Regions from separate parts of the Mus musculus genome. Here all the other regions are linked to region 3. Evidence: chromatin loops called from intact Hi-C (ENCODE). Cell type or tissue: left cerebral cortex. All regions are shown on one strand.

The links. A loop is a pair of places that touch in the nucleus more often than their neighbours do. Peaks named below come from ENCODE experiments on the same cell type or tissue, not always from the same donor. Only the 100,000 strongest peaks of a DNase experiment are listed, where the experiment ranks them.
Region 1: it touches region 3 in a loop (3-fold over the local background); 3 of 42 quality-filtered maps call a loop at or near these places.
Region 2: it touches region 3 in a loop (3-fold over the local background); 5 of 42 quality-filtered maps call a loop at or near these places.

The regions. Positions count from the first base shown.
Region 1 is chr17:90,888,966-90,896,965 of GRCm38, reverse strand. All of the region lies in intron 5 of Nrxn1 (neurexin I), which reads left to right. Among named protein-coding and RNA genes, the nearest start is that of 4930480K15Rik, 32 kb to the right of the region's middle. In left cerebral cortex, a CTCF peak has its summit at 4,421; a DNase peak (open chromatin) is centred at 4,446; H3K27ac peaks cover 3,019 bases.
Region 2 is chr17:90,625,567-90,633,566 of GRCm38, reverse strand. Nrxn1 (neurexin I) reads left to right here. Exons shown (of 23, transcript NM_020252.3): 10 at 3,299-3,682. Among named protein-coding and RNA genes, the nearest start is that of Gm32337, 170 kb to the right of the region's middle. In left cerebral cortex, CTCF peaks have their summits at 3,484 (motif pointing right) and 4,969; DNase peaks (open chromatin) are centred at 3,486, 4,951 and 5,360; H3K27ac peaks cover 3,156 bases.
Region 3 is chr17:90,806,086-90,814,085 of GRCm38, reverse strand. All of the region lies in intron 5 of Nrxn1 (neurexin I), which reads left to right. Among named protein-coding and RNA genes, the nearest start is that of 4930480K15Rik, 51 kb to the left of the region's middle. In left cerebral cortex, a CTCF peak has its summit at 4,731 (motif pointing left); DNase peaks (open chromatin) are centred at 182, 1,417 and 4,708; H3K27ac peaks cover 2,104 bases.

The DNA of each region.
Region 1 (8,000 bases), 83 kb before region 3:
CTGAGCCTGAGCCTGAGCCTGAGCCTGAGCACCGGGGTTGGGCGATGCCTGGGAAATCCAGGCTCTCCTGATTACACTGATGCACATACATAACACAAAGGAGCCTGAGCCTGAGCCTGAGCACCGGGGTTGGGCGATGCCTGGGAAATCCAGGCTCTCCTGATTACACTGATGCACATACATAACAAAACACAGAAGTCTGTGTATTATCACACAGATTAATATAGCCCAACATTTCAACTTAAGAATAAATAATGAGTAGACAATGAAGTTTAAAAACTGGCATATAACTGGAATTTTATGTTCTAATCTAGGTTTTAGAATTTTGTATCTCAGTTCTTATCTCAATTAAAGGTAGATTGATCATTTAGAACAATTTTTTCAAAGGATCATCTTATTCGAAAGATATCTGTAAGTTTTACAATATTCCTTTGCTTGTGAAATTCTATCATCAAATGCAGCTTAACCCTGAAAGAAAAGTAAACAATAAAAATCCTGCAAAACTATGAAAATCATCATTCCTCAAGTCGTTCAAATAAAATTGGCAAATATTTACTCATTTGTGATTGATGATTGCCCCCATGTACTTGTAGAATGCATAACCCACGCCTGGAAGATGGCTAAGTGCTTAGCAGCACATACTCTTTCAAATGACCTGAATTCAATTCTAGCATCCATATGAGGCAGCTAACAACTACCTGTAAATCGGATCTGATGCCTCTGTTCTTTGCAGGTATTTGCATTTCAGTGTATACACACACACACACACACACACACACACACATACAAACGTGTGTGTGTGTGTTTGTATGTGTGTGTGTGTGTGTGTGTGTGTGTGTATATATATATATATATATATATATATTAAGAGTAACTTTAAAAAGCATAAGTCATTCAGATTATCAAAATTAACTATAGAATATCTTAAAAGGAGACAAAATATCATTTTGATATGTTTTGTTTACTCTCTTGATTATGCCTCAGTTTGTTAACAAACACAACCAGGTATCACCCTTCTCAGTAAGGAGCCATGTAAATTCACTAATTAGATAACATAACCAATTCGATATAAAATATTTTGTCCATTCTTGTACAAGTTCAACTTCAATCATGGGACAAAAGCAGTTCTGGGTTTTGTTTTCATTAGATTGTCTTATTTTCATATCTTTTGAAAGGAACTCTAAAAGCTTAAGGAGAAATATTTTTGGAGTATAGTGGTGCATGCCTTTAATCCCAGCACTTGGGAGGCAGAGGCAGGAGGATCTCTGTGAGTTTGAGGCCAGGATGTTCTACAAAGTGAGTTTCATAATTGCCAGATATGTTACACAGAGATATCCTATCTTAAAAACCACAGATAGATAGATAATTTGACCTATTATTGGTGATATTTTAAATACTACTAGAAAAAACTCTATCATACTTTTAAAATTAAAAATAATCTAGAATTAAAATTGGCTACTTACATTCTATTTATGGTTTTTCTGTAGATTTGTCTTTATAAATGAACATATGGTGAAACTGATTATCTTTTAAGGAAGATACCGGGGAGTTCTATGAATTTTGACAGATGAACACGTTTAAATTATTAACCACAATAAGACAATAATGAAGAAAACAGAGTTCTACAAGATTTCCAAGAGAAAAAGAAAGAAAGGAAGGAAAGAAGGGAGAAAGGAAAGAAGGGAGGAAGGGAAGAAGGAAGGGAGGGAGGAAGGAAGGAAGGAAGGAAGGAAGGAAGGAAGGAAGGAAGGAAGGAAGGAAGGCCTCCTACTATCTCTGTAGATACATTCTCTGCACCACCTAAACAGAGGAATCCACTTTACTATCAACCACACCATAGCTTGTTGTTTTGCGATTTTCACGTAAATGGCATCACATAAATTCCATCATGTTATATGTAATCATTCAAGATGTCTCTCATCATTGCCTTTGAGAGTTATAAATGATGACTTAGCAGTCATTGTTCAATATTCTTTGCAGAGGCATTGTACAATTTGCTTACCTGGTAAAGAATATTTGTATATTGAAGATTGTTTGCAGTGATTGAATGTAATTTTGAATACAACATCTCTAAACACTCATATATGAAACTTTGGACACTGAGTAAATGTCTAAGAGTATGACTTCTAGGGAAGATGGTAAGTGCATGTTTTATTTTGCAGGAAATTGTAACACTGCTTTCTAGGGTATCTGTATCATTTGCACCCCCAACAGCAATGTGTTCTACCATCTCACACCTTTGCCAACACTCACTGTTATCTGCTCTTATTTAATTTTAATTGTTCTGGTTTTATTAAATTTTGGTCTTAATTTACAATTCTTTGTTGGCATGAATTTCTCCTTTATTCATCTGCTCTCCACATACTCTTCTAATGGAATTATTTTCTGAACTTCATTTGTAAATTGAATTGTCAAATTTCTTTATGTTGAGACTAGGGTGTTCTTTAAGTCATCTGCAGCCAAGTCCTTTGTTTGACTCCTGGATGCAAATGAAAATTATTCAATTTTAATCCCTTTACCAGTTTGATTACTATGTTTTCTTCCCATATTATGTTTGCCATAGAACAAAACAACATATGTTGAATATCTGCCACCAGGGTCCCATATTTGTTTGAGATCTGCATTGATGGGTGACCTTGCTAATTTACTGTGATAGTTTTGTCTTCCCAAAACAACCAATCCCTAAGGTGTCCCATTCCTTATCAAATGATCCTCCTGAAAACTCACAACTTCACCTTTGAGAATGGCTTTGTTTCTTTCTCATGTATCAATCCACATTTCTCTTGCTGGTGGCACCATCCCACTCCTGGCCTCTTTATCCTCATGTTGACCTTTCTTATCATACTGGTATCTCTTATTTTTCTGGAGTTAGTAGGCTTGAGAGTCAAAAATAGTATTATTCTGTCCTCTACCAAAAAATGTCCCACGTTTCCACTACCTAAAACTGGTATCCAAACTCGGAGACCTGTATTGAAGGCCTTCTGCTTTCACTGTCTTGTTTCTTTTATCTACCTATTTATTTATCTGTCATGTCTATTTATTTATCTTTTATCTACCCATGACTATATAAGCACTCAGCTGCATTGATGATGCCCCCATTTTTCCCAGCATAACAGTGCTATGAATAGACACAAAAGAAAAATCTCCTGTTCCAGGAGATGAACCATCTAGTTTATGAATCAAACTGTTTTTGTGGCAATAAAATTCACCCAGCAGCCTAGCTATCTTTTGGAATCTTTTTTTATTTTAGGAAAACAGAAATATAGCCATACTTTCTAATAATATTCTATAATATTTTTGTTCAGTACAGAGAGTCAAACATGTTGACATTAGACAACAAAGTCTCTTGAACATATTCAATGTGGCTCAACTAGTTTAGGCAATGTATATAATTTTATAGCTTCCTAATATATCTGGTATCCATTATTCAATCTTGAGATTGATCTACGCTGTCCCGTGTAGCTCTAGATTGTTCTTCTCACTACAGCATCCTTTCCATTGTGGGCTCATTTTATCAGGTTTCTTGATTTAGACATATACATTTAAGGAGTTTCTGGCTTAGTGATATTAGAACCCACATTGCCATGAACACTTTAATGTATAGAATTTTGTGAGCGTATGTAATTTTTTCCACCCTGTGCTTAGGAAAGGAAAACCTAAAATATGGTGTAGGCTGTTCATGAGCTTCTGTGAAGGCTACCAGATGTCAAAAGTGGTGGATTTAATGTAAAATTTAAAAGACCTCTTACAGGAATCTCGTTTGAAAATGGATATATCTTAATGTTAAGTGAACTAAACAGATAAAATTAGAAAGAGACTCTAGGTCACCAAGTCCTGACAGAACAGGCAGTGTTGTTTTCTTGCAATTACAAAGTGGCCAGGGTGTAGGTGGCTTGTGCGGAAATGAGTGTGTTTAAAGACTAAGGTACTGAGCCCAGCTTCTGTACAATAGGTAGTATGTGAAGCAATTCAGCCTAAATTTATTTATTTACTTGTTTGTTTTTTATTTGTCATTTAAAAACATCTGCCTATGGTTTCAAGTGTTTTTAAATTAGCTTAGTTTTGAGTGGGTGCTAATAAAACTACTGTGTGTGACAAGTGATAATAAAGTCCTTGTGTCCTGTTGGCATGTGGATGAGAGTTTATATTATTCAATGGAGAGAATGGGCTTTGTTCATTTTAACAAAATACTTCTCCAAGGCAGTTTGAACCTGCCTCGCTCTCACTGTTAAACCACTGAACTGCCTCAAAATTCCTTTTTACTAGCCTAGATAATTTCTCATAATCCTTACCTGTACATATTTGTAGCTGAACATATTGGAGAGCATAAACAAAAAGGAGCTACTTTTTCCAGTAATGGAGTACAAACCCAGACAATAGTCTGTGCCAATTAGGAGAATCTACAAACAGCTGCTGTGTTCTCAGAGCTCTCAGCACTGCCGCCAACAACTTTCAGAAGAAATGAGCTCATTTTTTCCCTCAGCAGGCAGTATTCTCTTGGTTCCTGTGTGGCCTCCCCTGTAGCAAGTAGCACAGGCTCACATTGTGAGCCTTGCTACTGGCAGACTAAGAAGGTACACAGAACACATTTAATTGGGTTCATTCAGACTCTTGAATCTGAAAACTAAAAGGGTCTGTAAGGAAAAGTTCCATATTATATTACTAAAATTTTAATGAATTTTATAAATGCAAACACAAATTTAGATACAGAAGCCAATAATTTATTAGAGGATGGAAATCTAAAAAGCCCTGCAAAGAGTTTCTTCTCATATATATTTACAGATAGCCTGAGGGTCACCTTTATTGATTTTTAAGAATAATGCCTTTTGGAATAAGTATAGAAGCATATTTTCCCAAAGTGTTTATGAACATACTTGCTATTTGTTTTAATAGTGAGCTAACAAATACTGTCTTTAAAAGAAATGTAGGTGCTATAAATAAATTAAAGCCAAATCTTAAATCTTGACCTTCATGAAATGAGGCACAGAATGGGAAAGTGATAATTGTCTGTTTTCCCTGTAACCATAGCTGTCAAACTGACTTCATGCAGGCACTAGCCTCAGCAGCTTCTTGGAGAATGCTTGGCATTCTTAGCTGAATAAACTGTTACCGAAGTCACTATATGCCAAATCCAGTGACCACTCTTCAGTCTTCATTGTATTTAGTTTGACAAGTCACATAGCTCACAATTTCCCTTTCTTCATGTACTCTTCAATATGTAATTTCTATACTAGCCTTAGACTTTTAGCTGGTTGCTGTAGGGAAGATCTGCAAAGCTGTCTACTGGTATCTGTCACAGAGCAGTCTTGGCTGTGAATTTCTTTTAGGTCTATATTCCATGAATCACAATTGTACAACTGACCCTGCTCCATAGAGAGAGCTCAAGTTGATGTATCTAAACACACAGCTGACATTCCCACAAGAATGTCTTAAGATGCATCTCAGTTTTCAAAATGCCCATCTTTCATTTCCAAATCAGCAGATACTATTAACTTTTATCCCCAGGCTCAAAGTAAATGCCTAGGATTCTAAGCTGGAGAGATGGCTCTAAGGTTAGGAGCACTTGCTTCTTCAGAGGATACAGGGTTGGTTTCAGTACCCAAGTGGTAGTTGACAGTTGTCCATAATTCTAGCTGGAAGAGACCTAATGTCCTCTTCTGACATCGTTGAGCAAAAGGCATGTGTATGGTACACCTATACTCATGCAAAGAACATTCATCCACATAAAATTAAATATGTAGATTTTTAAAAACTAGAATTCATCCTGGATTTCCTGACACACACCTGGAAAATGTCTGTATGCACATATATCCAGCTATTGAACATTGTATAGTTAAGTCTACACACAAACACTTTCCAATTGGTTTGGTCTTTCCATCATCATAGCTTTTGCAGGAATCAGACACTACCACCTGTTAGCAATATAGCTAGAACAGTCACCTAATCTTATCTCCAGCCAAGTTGTTCAGTCTCATCTTCCCATGCCTCCTGCTTGTTGTGGGGACCCAGGTCTCCCCATACCTCCTGCTTATTATGAGGACCCAGGTCTCCCCATACCTCCTGCTTATTATGGGGACACAGGTCTTCCCATACCTTATGCTTGTCATAGGTCCCAGTCTTTCTGACAAGATTTCTGTTTCTTATGTATTGTTCCTATTCAGAAATTTCCTGGGGTTTTTTTTTTCTGTTTATAAAATTGTCTCCAAACAGAATGTAACTATCTCAAATCAAATAGTAACTTTTTCACCTGGATATTCTATAATCCATCTCAACTCTTCCACTATTTTTCTGTAAATAGTGTCAGATCACATAGATATAGGGCTTAAAGCCAAAACACTAACCCCACACACACACTTCAGAAACCAGTGAAATCTGTGCTTACACTCAATTATCTATAAATCAAGGTTTCCATGGCCCCCACTTGGGTTGGAATAATTTACTAAAGTGGTTCATGAAACTCAGGAAAATAACTTACTCGTTTTGTTTTGAAGAACCACTGCAAAGAATACCAACAGCCAGATGAAGAGATGGGCAGAGAGAAAAAGCACTGAAGTTCTACTCACTTTATAGATAAGTCCTCACCATGTGCCAGGTGCCCTGAAATTCTGATAATACAGTTTTAGGGTGAGTTTTGTTATCTAACTATGGTTGGCTAAATAATGTGCATGACTGATCAACTTAAACTCCAGTATCTCTACCTTTAGGGGAAAGATGAAAGTCCCAAATTCTCATCACACCTAAAAATTTTGATTGGCCAACTACCATATTGCAGCTACTTAGGCACAACCCCACCATTCATTAGCATACAAGAAATATCATTTCACTCTTTATTCCAGACTCCAAAGGCTTTTTTTTTAATTTTATGTTAGAAAATGTGGATGAAGAACAAGTGTGTGTGTGTGTCTGTGTGTCTGTGCCTGTGTCTGTGTGTGTTTGTATACTTGTAACATATAAATTAAGCCCACAATGGGTCAGTTAATTTTACCAAGTGAATCAATGAACTATCAGTATACTGGGATTACCTAGAGGAAATATTGGCAAATTATAGAATGGCAAGCCCTAGTTTACCAATTTATTCACTTGTTCTGCAATAGTCTGCCATTTGTACTAGTGCAAACATGTAAGAGGATCTTAGGTGCCTCCTTTAAAACCATAGTAAATGGTGAATGCATCAACTCAGTCTTTATTTTCCAATTAGCCTGATATACATCTACTAGTATTCCTTGCCATTACTCATCTTACTGACGAGAACTTACCTTAAACAGTAAAGTCTTTGGAGGACTAGGTCTTGCTAGTCAACTCTCAGTCCATACTCCTAGGCTGCTAAATTATCTATTTTTACCTGGTGGGCTCCAGAATTTTTTTTTTTGGCCTGAGCCATGGGTTTACGAGAGGCTTCAAGTTGGAAGCATTTATTATCTTATCAAGGAGCTGACCCTTTGACTATGCCTCTGGCCTTAGCATAGTTATATGTTTAGCCCTTAGGCAGGATGTCTATTTTTCTTTTGCTGGATCCTGTTATATTCTATTCTCTGAGAGTCCTACCACTCAGATGCATAATAGTGTTTTAAGAGCAGCTAATTTTATTCTGCAGAGTATGAAATCATAAAATTTAAAACATCGTAAGCATTTTTGGTATTGCTTTTCTCTGCATCTTTATATTTAAATTTGAACAAGAATGAACCAAGGGATAATAGTCAAACTTTTAAGATATTTAAGTCATATAAATATTAAATACCACTTTAATATTTTTACATCTACCGGTTTCTATGTGTCTCTCACACACAGATGTATACTCACTCTAACTGATTTGAATATTATTGACTATAACATTATTTCATGTTGTAGGGTTTTTCTCTATTTGCTCAAAAAATTTGCTTTTCAATTGTTGGAAACAGAACAATTTCTAATAAATGTTTTTCCTGTCTGTACCTGTGATTGCAAGGGGATGGGTCCATGTCTTTTATCTTTGTGTGCCTTGATGTTCTTCTTTATAACAA
Region 2 (8,000 bases), 180 kb after region 3:
GGGTTGTCTCCACTTTTCTGGCTATTATAAATAAAGATGCTGTGAATGCAGTTGAGCAATTATCCAATGGGAAAAATCTTCACCAACCCTATATCCCACAGAACTCTAATGTTCAAAATATAAAAAGAACTCAAGAAATTATACACCAGCTAACCAAATAACTAAATTAAAAAGTGGGGTATGGAGCTAAACAGAGAATTCTAAACAGAAGAGTCTCAAATGGCCTAGAAACACATAAAGTCATGGTCAATATCTTTAGTCACCAGTCAATGCAAATCAAAACGACTCTGAGATTCAATCTTATACCCTTCAGAATGGCTAATATAAAAAACTCATGTGATAACATGTGTTGGCGAGAATGTGAAGCAAAGGAACATTCTTCCATTCCTGGTGGGAGTGCAAATTTGTATAGCTTTGGAAAGAAATTTGATGGTTCCTCAAAAAACAGGGAATAGCTATTTTCCAAGACCTCTTGGGCATATACCTAAAAGAGGCTCCACTATACCACAAGACTATATTTTTATCTGAGCACTAATATAACAAGATTGATGTGGCCCCTTGTACTCCTTTACCCTAGAGTTGTGGGTGGGTCTGAGACTGAGGCTTTCTGACTACCAGCCAAACTGAAAATAACTAGTTATTTCCAACTTCAGTGAGAGACCATGCTACAAAGGAACAAGGTGGAACATTGTAGTGGAGTACCTTAATGTCCTGCTCTGGCCTCCATATTATGCACAGTTACAGATACCTATACACACGTGCATACACAACACACACATACTGCATTCATATCACACATAAGCAAATACATAGGGATTCACTGTCTTTGTCTTTCTTTTTCTCTGTTGCTGTCTCTTTTTCTATGCCTCTCTGTCTCCTCTCTTCCCTCTTCCCTCTCCCCTCTCTCCCCTCTCTTCTCTTCTCTCTCTCTCTCTCTTTCTCTCTCTCAGACACACACACATAGACACACACCACATACTCCAGATCTAGTGAGTATTCTAGATATAATATGGAGGCAACAGAGAGTATAACATTGCTCAAGCCAATAAATCCCTGTGTTTGAGAAATGTCTGAGAATTCTCCTTATTTGTGAACTATAATAGTCTGATTCAAAGCAATTTAGTTTTGCCAATTGCTTTTTAATCTTCCTTAGCTGAATTAAGCTTGTTCTATAAATAACAGGGGAATTTGGGCAAAAGCTATTTAAAGAAAAGTATCCCATTTTCCTCATAGTGTTGTATTTTTGTTTGTTTTTTTTTTTTTAGGTTGTTTTTCTCAGATAGTTCCTCTCAGTTACACATATATAACTTTTATCAACTTCTTTTTCCAGGAAGACTTCTTGAATTTTTCCTCCCTCTAGCCTGTTGCTTTCTATGCCTGCCTTTTTGCCTTCTTCTCAAGATATGCTTTCTTCAGCCTATAACTCACATTAACTGCTATAGAGGATAGGGCCCATCTATGCACTTGCTGGTGAGGTATTTTGGACAATATGGGTTACAAAACAATTCTTTTTAAAAGTGAATGTAGTGATCATTATATTAGGTATGAGTCCGCTCACCTCAATATTATGTATTTCATTTTCTATAATTTCCTTTACTATATTTTTAAAAACATTTTTATAGGTTTAATGTGCTTCTGAGAATTTTCTTCTAAACATTGCCACAATTGAGAAGAATATAAATTAGTTCTTTGTCTTTTTCTCTTTTTAAACAGCCTCTATCAAAATTCCCCACCATTCACCTTTCCTGGCAAGACCAAAATAGCAATGTCTATGTTTCTCCCCTGGGAGTTTTTCCATTGCTTTCTGTGAAAGTCTAAAGAGACAAATGTCCCCATAATGACTTGGATAACTGGGCAGTTTCTTTTAGTGGCTTCCATGCCCTTCTCCCTCAGAAAGACAATCCCTTTATGAAGCTTAGTTCAAGATGGTTTCTGCTGCCAGGATTTAACATATTCCTGGGCGGAGAGTGGGGACCTACAGCCTCCTATTCTTAGGTAAATGTATGTTTTCACTAGGGAAAGGCCCTGGTCTTTGGGTTTCTTTGCAAGCAAATGTACTACATGGCTGTACTTGCATTTCCTCCCTGAGCTTTGAGGGCTCCAAAGAAATGCACCGCTATTAACTATTTTCTTACCCTCCTGTCTTTGTCTCTCTCTGTCTCTGCCTCTGTCTCTCTGTCTCCCCCCACCCCTCCTCGCATTATGATTTAAACCGAAACTACAAATGTAGGAGTAATGAGTTCTTCTTGCGGTGTTTTGTGAATATAATTTGCATCATAGAGAAAAATATATTTTCTGAATGATAAGTTACTAGTAGGAATTTTTATGGTCTGACATGTTTAAATTTTTAAAGAAATGTGCTTTCAGTCATTTTTAATGATTCCATATTTTTCTATAATTCTCAATTATTTCCATATGAATGAATATCTGTTCATTTAACACTTGAGCCTTGGAATCATGGATAATTATAAATCAAAAGACTTTTTTTTCAGCTTGTGAGGAAAAGGAAACTATTGATTTTGATAAGTGGTTTGGTTTAAAAGGAAGCAAGTGATTTTTCTTGAATCTTTCACCAAGTGTAAGGCTGAACATTCCTGTTGTTGTTTGATAAAATCCAGAGTCTGATGTGTTTTCTTAAACACACAGGAGAGACTTCTATTATATATGCATAGCTATAAGGAAGCCCAAAGCATAGAAATGAATTCGTATAGTTATGCACTATAAAAAGTTTCATTTGGACTTTGGAAATATTTCAATCAAGCAGAGTAATCAATCAGTCAAAGAATCTTTCCTTGGCTCACAAATTCATACAAATACTCACGCACACATATTTTATATATATATATATTTCATTGTAGAAAATGTCCACTTTTTTATTGTTTAAAGATGACACTACTATTAGTTGTGTATATACTGTGGTTTTTATGGAATCAAATAGGACCACATTAATTGTAATTTGTTTATTTCTAAAGATATATAATCCCATAGATGACTTCATTTTACTTGGAAGTATTAAACATTGAAATAAAAAAAGAAATGACTATACATATCTGTATGTAGAAATAATTAAATATTTTAAAAAGCCATGATTTTGAAACAGGGCAAGGAGAAGTATATGGTTGGGTTTTGAGGGAGGGAAAACAAAGGGGAAATTATGTAATTATATTTTAATTTAAAATAATAAAAAAGTATAAAAATAGAAATGTGTCTTAAGACACTCTACTGAAGAGAGGGAAAGGAGAGAACCAGAGCTCATTGCATGCCTAAACAACTTCATATTCTCTTGTCTTTGTAACAGGTACCATTTCTGTCAACACACTACGCACTCCCTACACAGCTCCCGGTGAGAGTGAGATCCTGGACCTAGATGATGAGTTGTACCTGGGTGGCTTGCCAGAAAATAAGGCTGGCCTAGTCTTCCCTACCGAGGTGTGGACTGCTCTGCTCAACTACGGCTACGTGGGCTGCATCCGGGACCTATTTATTGATGGCCAGAGCAAAGACATCCGGCAGATGGCGGAAATTCAGAGCACTGCTGGAGTGAAGCCATCCTGCTCAAAAGAGACAGCAAAACCGTGCCTTAGCAATCCTTGCAAAAACAATGGCATGTGCAGAGATGGCTGGAACAGATACGTCTGCGATTGCTCCGGAACAGGCTATCTCGGCAGGTCCTGTGAGAGAGGTAGGCTTTCCAAATTCTAGCAACTAGTCCCCTGCAAGAAACATTTACTAACAGAAACATAGCAGCTTCTCGCGAAGTAACCTGTAGTCCACATCCCAAGACCGGCCATAAGTGAAGCACCTTTAATAATTTTCAAATGGCTTGGTTAAGTGTGTCCACTGCTCTGAAAGTGTGATGAGATGTCTGACTCACAGTGGATGCTTCTTCTGTCTGGTTTTCAACTGCTCACGGTTGTACCTACATATCTAATTTTTTTCTCTGCAGACTATGTATAGTCAAACCCCTCAGAAAAATATAAAGGTACCTGATTTTCTCGTCCTCTCTTTTTGCCAGGAGAGGGATGAGTGTTGAAAACAGAATGAGGATTATGTAAACAGCCAGTCTGTAAAGACCCCTGCTCACAGAAAAACAAAGGCTAGCAAGCATAGCCATCAATCAACCCATGACTTTAAATCAATGGTTTAGTGACTACACTCATTGTCACTTATTTTCTATAATAAAACTAAAAATCAATATGGAAAAAAATATCGATGAGTTGCTCCATCAACCTCTCATGGTACAAATAGCATCTGTCCTTGAGGGACTCAACCTAACCATTACCATGCACTTCTCCTAAAGCCATGCACAGTTACTTGGTTTTCTTCAACCTTAAAAATAGTTCTAATTTAACCTAAAAGTTTAAAAGGACAAGGTAGGCATTTATAAACAGTGATTCAGTGATTTTGGTTGTTTTTTGTTGTTGTTGTTGTTGTTAATCTTAAATACATTAGCTTGTCAGCATGATTGCCAACACTAATACTAACAAAATAGCATAATTATACATTAATCCATGTACCAAAATACCATCATTATTATGTCAGAAATTAAACTAGAGAGGTCAATAGATTGCTTCACAACATGTAAACGTAGTCATTCCCCTTATAGGACTACTGAAATAACTGGGAATTAACATTTGAGCCTAGCTGATTTGTCATCCTTTAGCTTGTATGAGTATACTCTTTATAAATTCCTCTTTGCCTTCTCTTTACTAATTAGTTTGTTTATTTTGTTTTGGAAAACTGCCAAGAGAGAGGAACAAATGACATAGCTCACACAGTAAAATACAGTTAGGCACAATGTGAGATTAGCAGACGTCTGTGAATTAAAATTTGGTTTCAATTTTAATCACTCAAAAACATGCCAGTTATCCGGTGCCTCTTGGTTAAGTGCAGCTAGAGAAAGTGTGTAACTCTACTGCCAAATGAATTGCAAAAGCAGCCAGTTAAATATGCATGGTGTACCACCCTGTGGCAATATCCTGCTACTACTTCTGGCAAAATGAAAATAAAAATGTTAGAGCTTTCTGAGTCAGAAGAGAAGAAAGGGAATATTTATATCCTGCAGTAATTAGATGTAGAGATGGAAATCATATACAGATCTCAAATAAAAGTGTAATAGCAAGCATCATCACTAGGATTTAACATACAGTTTTGATTTATGGTTAGCTAGACATTCCTGCAGATCTCTTTGTCTCTAAGTTAGTCATTACTTGAGAATAAAATAGTGGTATCATATTATTTTTGTTCTGAACTAAAACAGCATATTGCAAGAAGATATTTCTCTTCTAGACTGATGTTTTATCCACATGACTCTGCATATCCTGAGAGCAAGAGTGTTATAAGATGGTTGCCAGGCTCAACACCACAGAATAATGTGCCTTCTGTCCAGGTCTCCGCTGTGCCCTAGTTCAGCAAAAACAAGATCGTCCCTGGACCTTTGAGTTTCAAATTCCAGAGGAAATGTTCAACTCTGTATCCTCTCCAGATACAATCACACCAAACTAGGTTGTTAATCATGAAAGTTCACTGTCAATTCGTGAAATAAAATCACACATATAAAGTTTCTGTTTTAACGTTAAAAATAAATTGTTAGAATGTGGTTCAGTCTATATATGCCACATCATAGAATGATACTGCAGTTATGCTTAATTCCACATTATGAAAGCAAAGAAAAATACATCACAAAAATCTCTGTGACTTACAGAGGAAGATAGTATTTTTCTATACATATTGATGATCTAAGAAAGGCTATTGCAGAAATGGTGTCTTGCATAGATATTAACTATTGCATTTTCTTTATGTGTTTTTTAATGTAATGAGTTTTGAAGGTTAGATCACATAAAAATTATTCTCAGAGATAATGTGAAATAAGAGCACTGGTGCCACCAGAGGTCCACTTCATACTTGTTTGTTAACATTCTAACAGATGGAGGGACAGATTTCAGAGCAATATAATTTGGCTCCCTGTCTGATTTTCATCGTTGATCACAATATGTGACTGCCTTTCAGCAAAACTCAGCACAGGTGTACACTTTAGGCTGAAACCAGGAATACTGCAGAAAGCAAATTTATCAAATCTAATGACAAGGGAGAAGGATATAGAGACGACAAAGTTGAAACTTTTTCCTTCCCTGCTGGGAAGAAATGTCTTGGAATTATCCTACGGAAGGACTCTCTTTTGATGTTCCAAATGATAAAATACTTTTTTGCAAATGTTAAAAGATGCTGCCTAATAGCATAACCTTCAAATGTCAGAATGTTGTCTTACATTTATTTGAAAGTTCTAGACTCCAACCTTGTGCATTTTCTATTTCTTGCCAAATTAAACATCAACTCTAATTATGAGGAATCATTTATGCTTTCAGTTGTCATTTATCAAGTTATCTTCACATTGAGACGTATTTGAAATGGCATACTGGGGCACTCAACTTCTATTACTTTACTACTATGCCATTCCTGACTCGTTTTGGACAACAGTAAAGGCTAATGAGCTGAAATTTTTTTCTACTCTGGGTTATAGTTCAAAATATATTTGACTAATTGTTGATTGTATATTTCTAAAAAGATGAGTTTTCAACTTAGTGTTCAAATTGAGCTATTTATAAATAAAAATGAAATTATTTCAAATATTATTATATAATAGAGTAGTTATGCACATTAATTAAGCCAAATAAACAAATAATAGTTTAGTCCTTTTATCTATATGATAGCAAAATAACAAAGCAATCTATAATGGATGTATCACTTTTATTGAATTATTTGTTGGTTTGCATGATTGAACAAAGGTTAGAAAAGGAAAACTAAGTTCAAGTATCACTTTAGATCTCACTGTGACCTCATAGCCATGCTTCAGTTGTTTCTTAGGAAGCTACTTCCAGGTATCTACATTGACTTCTGTCTCTTACAACATTGTTACATGGAGAAACTTTTATTTAATTTGAAATTTTGATAACAGAAAATAAAATAATATATTTTAAGATTACACTTTATATTTTCAGCTATTAGATCTATGAATAACAACAGGTGTAACAGGATAAATAAAACCATTTTGTTTTGAATTTATGAAATTCTTGGGCAAATGGATGTATCTAGAGGATATTATCCTGAGTGAGGTAACCCAATCACAAAAGAAGTCACTTGATATGCACTCACTGATAAGTGGATATTAGCCCAGAAACCTAGAATACCCAAGATACAATTTCTAAACCACATGAAACTCAAGAAGCAGGACTCCCAATGCGTGGATACTTCATTCCTCCCTAGAATAGGGAATAAAATACCCATGGAAGGAGTTGCAGAGACAAAGTTTGGAGCTAAGATGAAAGGATGGACCATCCAGAGACTGCCCCACCTGGGGGGCCATGCCTCCAAACGCAGACACTATTGCATATGCTGGCAAAATTTTGCTGAAAGGACCCTGATATAGCTGTCTCCTGGGAGGCTTTGCCAGTGCCTGGCAAAAACAGAAGTGGATGCTCACAGTCAACTATAGGATGGAACACAGGGCCCCAATGGGGGAGCTAGAGAAAGCAGCAGAGGAGCTGAAAGGGTCTGCAACCCTATAGGTGGAACAATACAAACTAACCAGTACCCCCAGAGCTCGTATCTCTAGCTGCTTACATAGCAGAAGATGGCCTAGTCGGCCATCATTGGGAAGAAAGGCCCCTTAGTCTAGCACACTTGGACTAGGGAAACTTCAGGGCCAAGAAGTGGGAGTGAGTGGGTAGGGGAGGGGGGGGGTATGGGGGACTTTTGGGATAGCATTTGAAATGTAAATGAAGAAAATATCTAATTAAAAAATTTAAAAAACAAAACAAAACTATTTTGTAGTTTCACCTTCAAATTAGACTGATTGATTTTTTTTTTTTTTTTTGGACATTACAAATTTGCTTGGTCTGGTAGTAGACATAATAAATGTTTTATTGCTCTGGGGAGTGTTTATACAAGCTTTGTATCCACATGCCAAAAAGGTCTTTCAGGTGCTTTCAGGGTAGATAGCA
Region 3 (8,000 bases):
TTTCACATTCCTTAATGACAAGCATGTTCTCTGCTCTATTCTTGAGACCAGTGTCTCAATGACTGTTTTATTTATTCTGAACTTCCTTTTTCCAAATTGTTCCAAGGCTAGGCAATTGCCAAAGGTTAGGAATTTGTTTCTGGGAATCATCCAAGAGAGTGCTGGAATCAGGAAGAGATGTGATGTGCCAAGAGAGAACAAGTTGTGAGTCTTTTTCTCCATGAAACAAAGAACAGGATTCATTTCCTTCTGGTCTGCCAAATGAAGAAAACCTCAGAAGCCTGCCAGTCTAGAAGAGTTTGTAAGGGATGGGCAGGCCATATCTCAGGATGAACAACTTCTAAGGCCATTGTTGCATCTTCAGATAAGCATAGTAGTTTCCTCAGATAAAGTACATGCATTTTATATTTTAAAACACAGATATGTGTGTGTGTGTTTTAATGCAGATGCTTGCAATCACAAAAATAGGTTTTTTTTAAAGCAGATTTGTGGTAGTTTAAATAAAATAAATGGTAAATTAAAATATCTAAGAATGGCTTGAGAATGTGAAAGATATTTTTTCAATACTGATTCTCAGAAAGCATGAGGCACCTAGATGGATGTCAGATGTTAGTTGTTTTTTTTCTCTTTGAGACTGAGCCATAATGTTTTTCTTTATTGCACTTTCTATATTAGACAGATTTCATGAGTTCAACTTCTGTGAAACAGAAACCAGACATTTGGTGACTATAGTTATCTGAAAAAATATATTGCTCAGAGAATTGAAAAGCTCTATATCTGAATTGAGGCTCTCCTGACTCAAACAGCTAATTATTGTTATTGGCTTACAGGAATTTAGAGTTGGCCTGGCAGTTGGGACTCCAATTTTAATCATTTCCCTGATTAGGCACATTAGTGAGATAGGTGATTCCTGGTAAGGGGCTATCAATTACCGCAGTCTTCAAACTAAGAATGTCCTAATGAAGGAAGCCAAAGACGCCTTGAAAACTCTTTGAGGAATTTGGAAATGGTTTGTAATTTACCATAGAATCATTATTATATTTATCATAATGTTCTGTACTTATGGGGATTAATAGGCCTAAATATGAAAGGATGCTTGCTAATGACATTAACAGGAGCCATAATTATAAAACCTAATTCCCAATAAATTCTTCAACAGTTATTTAGTAATCAGATTTTTTTGAGGTTAAATGAAAATTAAATAGATGCTTTATTTATAGAGACATTAGCAATGCAATGATGCATAGTCACACTCCCTGGTAACCTCATCAGTACCATGTCTAAGCTACAGAAGGCCTCTGGTGGCCACCAGCAGATGGTTGGTATCTACAGAGGCACAAGATGATTTGCAGAGTAAACTACAGTTTCTAAAATGAGAGGCATGCGGGCTCTAGTCTTGGTTGTATTCCAGGAGAAGAGTGATCACTTGCCACCCGCCAACATCCAGCTAGGCTTCTGTGTCTTCATCTACAAGAGAAGGGATTAACTTGAAGATAAGACAAATGATGCTAACAAGATCCTCAATGATATGCATGGTTAGAGGAGTTCACAGCTCCAAAGTAGGTGAAGCTCAGCCATATTAGATTCTCATTGCTCAGTGGCAACTTATCTGGATTCTTGTGGATACAGATGTTTGGAATTCAGGATTTACAGAAGCTTCCTCCATGCTATGCATTGGGAAACATTCTTAGCTTTATTTTGCTTCTGCTTCCTCTTCTGTAACATGGTAGATAAATCTTCCTATCTGGAAAGGCTGTTGTCTGATTTGAATTAGTTAATATACAGATAAATAGGAGATTAGCAAATAGGAGTATTTTATTCCTAATTTTAAACTGTCTTAGTCTTTTTTTTATTGCTATGATAAAATACCGTGGCCAAGGCAACTTGCAGAAAAAAGAGAGAGACTATCTGAAGCTCACAGTTTTAGAGGGCCATGGTCCATAACCATGATGGTGGGAATCATGATAGGTATTGTAGAGCTGTAGCAGCTCCTGACACCTCACAACCTGATCCACAAGAATGAGACAGAGAGCTAACTAGAAATGGCATGGGCTTTTGAAACCCCAAAGTCTGTTCTCAGTAACAAATCTTCTAATCTCCTAATCCTTTCTGAATTATTCCACCTCCTGGGGAGTAAGTATTCAAACAGTTGCGGGTATGTGAGCCATTTTCATTCAAACCACTGAAAGAACATGAAGTATTTGTATTACTACTTTTTAAATCTGTTTAGAAAAGGCTACTTACAAGCAATGAAGTAAAATATATTACCAAATTAAACACACTTCACCTGCTTCAGGAATTACTAAAACATATTCCACCTGCCTAAGGAATTATTAAAAGGTTTTATGAAGAGAAGATGAAATATTAATAGGTAGATCTCAGCAATTTTGACATACAAAGCAAACTTTGAAGTCTACTATCTATTAATATATTGGCAAGAGGACATAGAGCAAAGGAGCAAGACATCCCCCCTGTTGCTACACCCCTCTGTTCAATTTCCTGACCCTGTGTAAATCATTCCCATCTCCTCCCATACCTGATCCTGCCCCCTTTTGCTCTTCCTCCCTCCTCTCTTCCCTTCAAGTGTCTCCCACCCTCTACCTCCTGTGAGTATTTTGTTCTCCCTTCTAAGTAGGACTGAAGCATCCACACTTTATTCTTCCTTCTTCTTGACCTTCATATGGTCTGTGATTTGTATCGTGGGTGTTTCAAACTTTTGGGCTAATATTCACTTGTCAGTGAGTACACACCATGTGTGTTCTTTTGTGAGTGGGATAGCTCACTCAGGATGATATTTTCTAGTTCCATCCTCTGGCCTGTGAATTTCATGAAGTCATTGTTTTAAATCTTGTCCAAGTTAGTTGCCTTTCTGCCACCATATCAAAACACCTGTAAATAGCTAATGCACAAAGAGAGCAAGTTTATTTTGGCTCAGAGTTTTAGAAGCTCTGGCTTGTGACCAATTAACCCACTGCTTTTGGCCCAGTAAGGCAGTAAATCAAGTCAGGAACTTTTATTAAAAACAAACCAACAAACAAACCAAAACCCTTGTCATCTTGTTATCTTATGACCAGGAAGCAGGAGTCATATGGTCCTGAGACCATATTTTCTGCTTCAAGAAAGCCCCACAGTGATCCACAGACCTCCCGTGAGTTGCCTCCTGGTAAGACACCCATCACCTCCCAGTAGCACCACACTAGGGTCAATTTCTTAGCCTTTGGGATTCATTCAACACTTAAACTATACTATAATTAGCATCTACAAAGGAATTTGTAGACCTGAGGATCTGTTTAGAACCTTACATCAGATGTGAAACCATGCTGCTGCCTGTTGGCCTCTCATTCACCTAATACTCTCATTTTCATCCTAACTGTTATACCAGGAAAGTTTTTGCAAAAACACAAGGCTAGGAGCTGAAGAGAGATCTTGGTGACGACCAGACTTCTAATGCCTAGAACCCTCGTAAATACCACACGGGTGCGCTGGCCTCGCTAATCCCAGTGCTCGGAAGGGAGAATCCGTCCACACAGCTAGAATGGCTTGGTCAGTCAGTGAGCTATATGTTCTAGTTAGCAACCTTATCTCAGTATTTGAGTTGGAGAGTGATGAGATGGACACCAGATATATCAACCTCTGGTCTCCACAGATGTGTATTCACTATACAGACTCAGAGGTGTGCGTGCACACACATGGCACGCACACACACACACACACACACACACACACACACACAGAGAGAGAGAGAGAGAGAGAGAGAGAGAGAGCAAGAAGAGGAAGAAATATTGTTAATTTAGTGCCAGTCTCACTGCTTAATGAGACTGTGTGTCAAAAAACAAACATACAAACAAATAGATATGAAATTAGAAAATAAAACAAAAGAAAAAAACTACCAAAAAACCCCCACAAATTACCTTTATGAAGTTCTCAAAGAATAAAAATAATTTTTTAAAATGCAAAATAGAAGTTAGAGGCCCACGGCCTAGGTGTTATTTTTCTAATCCCATGCTACTTAATGAATAATCACATGTGAATGTGTAATGAAAGTGCAGGATCAAATGGCAGGCTCTGTCTTGCCTCACTACCCATGATTCGTCCTGTGGCAGGGGTTACATGGCAGTAGCATTTGGTTAGGTTCATTTTACAGGTGAGCCCGCTTCCTGGAGCATGCCTGCTTTGCTCCTCAGCAAGAAAGCTGAAGAGTCCACAACACAGGGCGTGTCTGTGGCAGATAAGTGGATTTTTTGGAAGTTACATGTTTTTTTTTTTTAATTTTCTATGTGTATGTTATTGTGTGTATGTGTCGCAGACAATATGTATATGCATATAATAGTGGAGGGGACCATTACATCCACCTGGAGGTCAGAAGACACTTAGTACAGTCACTCTTTCCTTCCTATACATCCCAGGAATGGAACTCAGAGACTAGGCTTGTATAGCAAGCAGTTTACAAACTGAGCCATTCCACCCCCACCCCCACCCCCACACCTTCACTCCGGTACCATTTCTGTTGCTTTAAAAAAAAAAAAAAATTTTTTTTAAATTTTGCTTCCCTCACATTTCTTCATCTATCTTCCACAATAAGATATCGATCAGCTCTTGGCATACTCTGTCTCATTTCCAGACATTCTGAGTGGAGCAAAGTAGGATTCTGCCCTTGAAATGTCTCCTCATTGAGAGCTGACTGGTAAACTCTGATGGAGATAACTCGGCCCTGCCCTCTAGTGGAGAGAAGGATACCACAAAAACTTCCAAGCCCAGCTACTGGGAGCACTGTTTAATTTAAAAGTGCTTTTCTAAACTGGTTGCTTAAAACTAAGACCTCATTGTTCATTGATATTATAGGAAGCTTGGTCTCAAGTTCCTCACACCATGAGAATGTAACACTCAGTGAGTCCCTGAGGCAGATTGTATTGTACAATAATCAAGGGACCTGCGTATTAAATTTTATACAGCAACGTTGATGCAGACACCACTAATTTAGATACCACAAAACCACCTTTCAGTAAATAAGTTTCAATGAGACTGCCTTGGCTTCAGGTCACTTTAGTAGTTTCCTTTATCTGAGCAGGGAGTTGGCTGGATGAAGTGTGGAACATTGGTAATAAGAGAGTAAGAGATTGTGTTTCCTCGATAGTCTCACATATCCACGATGTCTCTGTCTGTGTCTGTCTGTCTGTCTTTGCTCTGCTCCTTCCCTCCCTTGTTTCCTCCTTTTCTTCCCATCTGCCTCTTCCTCTCCCTCTTCTTTTACCTCCATACTACATGCATGCTAAGCACATGCTATATTGCCGAGGTAACCTGGAACCCTTAGATAATCTTAATCAATGCATTTCCCTTGACCAACTATTAACTCTCCGTTGAACTTAAGAAGCAGTGATGCGACAAGTCAGACCTAATGAGGAAGGTCAGATTTTAGTACTGCAGTCAACCGAGACATGAGAAGAAAGAATGGGAAAGGGATAAAAGCCGCTTATTAGGAGTGGCACCTATGGAGAAAAAGTTAAGGCAATTGCTTTGAATCTTGGCCAGTTGGCTGTGAGTATAAAAATATCCATAATTTACTGAGCACCTAATGTGGACCACCTACTATGCTAGCCCTTACTGGCATCGCCTCCCTTTAATCTTAACCACAGCTATTTCCTGTCAGGACCCTATCAACTCTGTTTTCTGGAGGAGTCACAGAGGGAGTGAAACATTATCTTGCCTAAGGTTGTAACCTTGCCTAAGGTTGTGGGTGATGAAGCTTCAATATCTCTGTGCCTGTTCAATTCTGAAGCTATTTCCCAAAGCACACACAGATGGGGGATCTCCACCTACAGGGGTTTTCTATTGAGAGGGCAGAATACTCTGCCCCACACTGTGGCTAGGGCAGTGATGAGGGTCTTTCCTTCTCTGTGATTTCATGATCTATTATTGTTTTATTGTTGTAAGATTGGTAGCAAAGACCTTACCCCCATATTACAGACCACTCCCTCAGTGTTTTGTTTTACACATGTTCTTGTGTACCTAGGAAAGAACAACTTTACACTCATAGAATTATAGTCACATTCTAAAACTACAAATACTCATAACAAAAATCCAATACTGACAGTTAATTTAAAAGCTTAATATCTCCAAGTTTAAATTTTGTTTTACAAATATCATTTATGCCTCAAGACCTTTATTTTGTCCCTTATGGAATGGAGGAAAACACTTCCATGAAGACCAACAGGAACGATTGTGAAGTTATATGCAATAATCAGACTTTAATATCTTCAACAAAGAACAACTGCTGCTTTTAAGATATTGTTTTACTACGATTATTATTGCTTTTAAAACTAGAAGCAAAAGTGCCTCCTCAGGTAGCCATGAGAACACACTTACAGTACAAGTTATAAATGAGCAGCTCTGAGTGACAATGCTCATGGCCCAATCTTCTTGCTGACTATGCCAAAAAAAAGAAAAAAGAAAAGAAAAGAAAAAAAAAACACTTGAACGAAAATATCTATTTTTACAAATATATATTCTTGATGCTATTATTCTGTATTTTTATTAATGTAAGAGAAGCTAACTCTTGACAGTACTAATTACTACTTTCTCTAATACACATTACCATGTGACTCTTCTGACTATAAAGACAGGTCTTAGAGCTGGGAAGATGGATCCATCTGTAAAGTGCTTATGCCTGAGGATCTCCATCTGGACCTCTGGCATCCATGTAAAAAGCTGGGTGTGGCAGTGGAGTCCTGCAGTCATAACACTAGTAGGGCAGAGACACATGGCTTTCTGGCCAGATTGACCAAGTTGGTTAACTACAGTTTATATAAGAGGCCCTCTCAGAAAATACAGGGAGGAGAGTGAGAACAACACCTGACATAGACCTCTGGATTCCACATGCATACAAACACACCCATATACAAACATACATGCATACAAAAACGGTGCACACACAAACATACACATACACAAAGCACAACTCATACTTTACAAATAGTACTTTTTAAACTGTGTCAGCTCTTCTCTGGTATTAGAAATATTTGCAAGAGATGTGAAAAAAAATGGGTATAACTGGAAGTAAAGCCCAAGAGTGGGTGAAAATTCCAAACGTGCAATCAGTGGGTCTGTGAACTCCATTCTGTTTAGCCTCTATTAACGGGCAAAACAGGCTTAAAATCATATGTAGATGATCTCAGAAGCTTGTAGATACATCCATTTTCATCCACCTGCACTCTCTCCACATCGTAATTCCGAGAAAGTTGATGTTCAATTCATTGCCACCACTGAATAAAATTCAGAATACAGCAGTCAATTTCTGAACTCTTTCCAAGATAGATTAGCAGTAAGAACAGGATGGAAATCTAGCTTTGCTTTACTTGACAGGAAATGATCCAGGAGAAGAAACTCTGTTGGCTTCTTAAATATCATGTCATGTTCTAGTCAGGTAGACAAGGTTCCAAGGCTCTAAATCTCTTTGTCTTTGCAAAAAATAATTTTAATTAATTAATAAATTAATTAACTGCAAAGTACCCTTCTAGGATTCCTCCGGGAAATGATATGGGAAATATTTAACATTCTCCTGGCTGTTTAATTCTCACCAGGCATTGTCCTGCTCCAAACATTCCACTGCTTCTCACCCCCGTTTCTTAACCAACATAAACTGCTGAACCAAGAACTTATCTCAGTTGAAATATTTTCTGACAAAAAAACCTGCTGACCAGTTCCTTAAATTTAGTTTGCCATCCTTCATTAGTAACTTCTTATTAATTCTATCATTCGAGAATGTACATATTACAATATCAGTAACTTTAAGTACACAGCTCATTAATTCCTAGAAGAAAATCAAGACTCTTATTTAAGTTGTGTGCATTGATAGAAACAGAGACCTAAACTCCATTTCCAAGAGCAATCCATGTCAATCATGTAAAAAGAAGATCCTGTTGCTTCATGGAGTTGACCCATACATTTCTCTGTGTTTTTTCATGTTTTATCTTTTTCTATAATGAAAATATCAGTTTCTTTCC